2 separate regions of the Homo sapiens genome follow, and region 1 is linked to region 2. The links are chromatin loops, found by intact Hi-C in ENCODE. Cell type or tissue: IMR-90. All regions are shown on one strand.

What was found. A loop is a pair of places that touch in the nucleus more often than their neighbours do. Peaks named below come from ENCODE experiments on the same cell type or tissue, not always from the same donor. Only the 100,000 strongest peaks of a DNase experiment are listed, where the experiment ranks them.
Region 1: it touches region 2 in a loop (2.6-fold over the local background); 1 of 110 quality-filtered maps calls a loop at or near these places.

Annotation. Positions count from the first base shown.
Region 1 is chr17:9,511,228-9,513,727 of GRCh38, reverse strand. All of the region lies in intron 4 of STX8 (syntaxin 8), which reads left to right. Among named protein-coding and RNA genes, the nearest start is that of STX8, 63 kb to the left of the region's middle. In IMR-90, no CTCF peak of the experiment used is centred here; a DNase peak (open chromatin) is centred at 1,197.
Region 2 is chr17:9,359,856-9,362,355 of GRCh38, reverse strand. The region is part of intron 7 of STX8 (syntaxin 8); the gene reads left to right. Among named protein-coding and RNA genes, the nearest start is that of STX8, 210 kb to the left of the region's middle. In IMR-90, no CTCF peak of the experiment used is centred here; DNase peaks (open chromatin) are centred at 965 and 1,515; H3K27ac peaks cover 428 bases.

The DNA.
Region 1 (2,500 bases), 150 kb before region 2:
ACATGTGGGTGTGGATATCTCTTCAAAATACTGATTTTCTTTCCTTTGGATAAGTGCCCAGTAGGGGGATTGCTGGATCATATGGTAGCTCTAGTTATAGTTTTTTGGGGAACCCCCATACTGCTCTCCATAGTGGCTGTACTAGTTTACATTTCCACCATCTGTGTATAAGAGTTCCTGTTTCACAACATCCTCACAAGCATTTATTTTGTGTTTTTGATGATAGCCATTCTAAGTGGAATGAGATGATACCTCATTGTGATTTGGATTTGCAGTTCCCTGACGATTAGTAATGCTGAGCAATTTGTATATATTTGTTGGCGCATTTGTGTGTCATTTTTTGAGAAATGTCTGGTCAGATCATTTGTCTGTCTTTCACATATTTTGTGTATCTTTTTTTTTTTTTTTTTTTTTGGAAATAGAGTCTCACTATGTTATCCAGGCTTAAGTAATCCTCCCACCTCAGCCTGAGTAGCTGGGACTATAGGTGCATGCCACCATGCCTAGCTCATTTGCCCATTTTTCCATCCAATTATTATTATGATTTTTGCCATTGAGATATTTTGAGTTCCTTACATATTTTGCATATTAATCCTCTGTTGGATAAACAGTTTGCAAATATTTTCTCCTATAGATTGTCTTTTCACTCTATTGACTGTTTCCTTTGCTGTGCAGAAGCTTTTTAGTTTGTTGTAATCTCATTCGTTTCTTTTTGCTTTTGTTGCCTGTGCTTGTGAGGTCTGACTCATAAAATCTTTTCCCAGATCAACATCCTGAAGTGTTTTCCTTGTTTTTGCCTGGTACTTTTATGGTTTTGGGTTTTACATTTAGGTCTTTGAATCATTTTGAGTTGATTTTTTCCTTAGGGTGATAGATGGGTGTCCAGGTTCATTCTTATGCATGTGCATATTCAGTTTCCCAACACCATTTATTGAAGAGACTGTCTTCCCCCAGTGAGTATTCTTGGCACCTCTGTTAAAAATGAGTAGGCTTGGCTGGGTTCACATCTGTGATCCCAGCATTTTGGGAGGCTGAGGTGGGCAGATTGGAGTTTGAGGCCAGCCTGGGCAACATGGTGAAACCCCGTCTCTACAAAAATTATCTGAGTGTGGTGGCGTGTGCCTGTAATCCCAACTACTCAGGAGACTGAGGTGGGAGGCTCACTTGAGCCTGGGAGGCACAGGTTGCAGTGACTCAAGATTGCATCACTGCACTCCAGCTGGGTTATAGAGTGAGACTCTGCCTCGGAAAAAAAAAAAAAGATCAGTTGGCTCTAGATACATGGATTAATTTCTGGGTTCTCTATTCTGTTCCATTGGTCTGTGTGTTTGTTTTTATGTCAGTATCATAAAAACAGCATTGTAGTACATTACTACAGCTTTGTGGTATATTTTGAAGTCTGGTAGTGTGATGCCTCCAGCTTTGTTCTTTTTGCTTAGGATCGCTTGTCTCTTCAGGGTCTTTTGTGGTTCCATGCAGATTTTTAAGATTTTTTTCTATTGCTGTGAAGAATGTTATTGGTATTTTGATAGAGATTGCATTGAATCTGTAGATTGCTTTGGGTAGTATAGTCATTTTAACAATATTAATTCTTCCAATCCATGAGCATGAAATAACTTTGCCTTTGTCTGTATCCTCTTCAATTTCTTTCATCAGTGTTTTGTAGTTTTTCTTTTAGAGATCTTTCACCTCCTTGGTTAAATTTATTCCTAGGTAATTTTGGCGGGGGGATTGCTATTGTAAATGAGATTGTCTTCTTGATTTCTTTTTCAACTAGTTCATTATTTATAGAAACACCACTTACTGATTTTTGTATGTTGATTTTGTATTCTGCAACTTTACTAAATTTGTTTATCAGTTCTGAGAGGTTTTTTTTTGGTAGTCTTTAGGCTTTTCTCTCTATAAGATCATGTTTTCTGCAAACAGAAACAATTTGACTTTCTCCTTTCCAATTTTAATGCCATTTATTACTTTCTCTTGTCTGATTACCATGGCTAAGACTTCCAGTACTGTGTTGAGTAAGAGTGATGAGAGTGGGCATCCTTGTCTTCTAGTTCTCAGAGGCAAAGCTTTCACCTTTTCTGTATGATGTTAGCTGTGGGTTTGTCATATATGGCCTTTATTGTGTTGAGGTACTTTCCTTCTATACCTAGTTTATTGAGAGTTTTTAATTGAGATGTTGAATTTTATCAAATTTTTTTCTGCATCTATTCAGATTATCATGTGGGTTTTGTCCTTTATAGTTGATGTGATATATCACATTTATTGATTTGTGTATGTTGAACCATTCCTGCATTCATTGGATAAATTCCACTTGATCATGGTATATTATCTTTTTGATGTATTGTTGGATTTCATTTGCTAGTATTGAGGATTTTTGTGTGTATATTTATCAGGGATATTGGCCTGAACTTTTCTTTTTCTGTTGTATTCTTGTCTGCTTTTGATATCAGGGTTATTCTGGCCTCTTAGCATGAGTTAGGTAGAATACCCTCACTTC
Region 2 (2,500 bases):
CTGTTTTTAATTACATGTTTGTTTGTTTGTTGAGACAGAGTCTCACACTGTCATGCAGGCCCGAGTACAGTGGTACGATCTCACTGCAACCTCCGCCTCCCTGGTTCAAGCGATTCTTATGCTTCAGCCTCCTGAGAAGCTGGGATTACAGGCATGGGCCAACACCCCGGCTAATTTTTGTATTTTTAGTAGAGACGGGGTTTCACCATGGTGGCCAGGCTGATCTTGAACTCCTGACCTCAAGTGATCTGCCCACTTCAGCCTCCCAAGGTGCTGGGATTACAGGCATGAGCCACTGCGTCCAGCCTAGTTACATGTTTAAAAGTGAGCTGGTAGACACTTTAAATTTTTTGAATAAGTTCCCTAAAATTGATGTTTTGGGTACAGATTTGATGCCTTTCCTTTCTTTAAAACTGTAACTATAAAATGAATCAAATGGAGGCGTGCGTGGTTTGTAGGGTTATTAAAGTCACAGTTAATCACACATGGATTATCTTCTTTGGATATTGTCTAAATGGAAATTCAAATATCAGATTACCTTCCTGACTTTCTGGTGCTTGCCACTCTGTTTAAGAGGCATCCAGCTCCTGCCAGTTATTGGTGCGTGCTCAGAGAATGAGACACAGTTTTGCTTTCATGTTAGTTGTGACATCTAACGTTGCTTACAAGAAACAATCACTGTTAAAAGTTGAATGGAACTAAACAAAATTAAAGATGGAATTGTAATATTTTTAGAAATTATAATAATTAATACCTTGCTGCACTAATTAGTAATTCTGTACAAAGCATCTCTGTTGGCCACATTGATTGTTCTGTCCGTGAGTAAATCCCTACTCCTGCTGCTCTTCACCCTGGAGCATACATTATGGTGGTACCCATGTGAAGAGAGCAGCTCAACTGCAAAGCAACGCCTGCAGTCCAGAGACTCTGCCCTTGTGACTTATCTAATCTAATGCAGTAGACGCCCACTTGAAGCTGCACATGTTTGAATGAAGCAAGAGAGGTTGGGTAATTTAAAGGAATCTGTGGTATTTAGAAAATAAATAGATAATTCTCCTTTGCCAAGTCCCTTGGAAATTCAGTGGCATAAGCCCTGGTATTAGCTTTTAAATAACTTAACTCCAGATGTTGCATTAATAATTTTTTTTTCTTTAATCAGCTCTAGGGATCCATTAATTGACTCCAACAGAACCTTACCAATGACTCGGTATTTATTTTTTGGCTCACCTTTCCTTTCTATTTCAGAGCCAGGCAATGACAATTTTCAGTCATTGAACCAGCGTTAAATTCCTTAGAATAATTGATTTGGGGTTCATTTTTAAATCACTGTTGACTTTTTCTGCCCATGAGTCTGAACACGAAGGTCAATTTCTCTGGACTAGCAGCAAATTGATCTTTGTATTGAAGTTGGGTATCAGCTGTCAGGGACCTGTAGCCGGCACCGCGGGTCTCACTGGGTTACTTTCTGCAGCTCTGGAGCTGACTGCTGAGCGCTGGGTGCTCAGCCGTGACTCAGTCAGGCATGCATCTCAGTTGTCCTTGAGAGAGTGCATGTCTACCGAGCAGCCTCCAAATGTTCTTTGACACTTTGATTCACGCTCGAAACAGCCCGTATTTCTCTTTTGGCCCTTAAAACGGTCGTTGCTTTCAAAATGACTTTTGGATTTCTACAGTCTTTTTTTTTTTTTTTTTAACACTAATAAATATTTTTTTTCTTGCAGACAGGGAATTAAGATTTTTCACCATTTTGTTGATATTTTGGCTGGTATAACTTATCTGGAAGGAAAACAGAAAAGGGTTCTTTTGAAAGTGAGTAAATATAGTAGAGATGGTAGCTCAACACTGTAATCCCAGCACTTTGGGAGGCCGAGGCAGGCAGATCACCTGAGGTCAGGAGTTCGAGACCAGCCTGGCCAACATGGTGAAACCTCATCTCTACTAAAAATAACAAAAATGAGCTGGGCGTGGTGGTGCACGACTGTAATCCCAGCTACTCGGGAGGCTGAGGCAGGAGAATCGCTTGAACCCGGGAGGCAGAGGTTGCAGTGAGCTGCGATGGCACCACTGCACTCCAGCCTGGGCTACAAGAGTGAGACTCTGACTCAAAAAAAAAAAAAAAAAAAAAAAAGACGGTTAATTTTACATTATATGTATTTTGCCCACAATAGAAAGTTTTTAATTTAAAAAATGAAGAAATACTTGGTGTTCCCCCTTTCCATTAAATTATGGCAAGGTTAAAATAGTGTAATTTCAAAATTCCTTGGCATCTTCAAAATATTGTGCCATCCTGTTCCGTATGTCAGGCTCAGGAAACAATACCTCAAAAAATGGCCCTTTGACACGCGGAACTAAAGACACCTCAGGGGCTCTTTAACCTTCTCCCCACTCCTGTCCCTCAATCCTCTGTCCCTCCCAAAGCACAGAATGAGGCTCTTCTCTGAAGCTCCCTTATCTGCCTGGAAACAGGACCCACCAAAGAGAAATAAAATCACCTTTGATC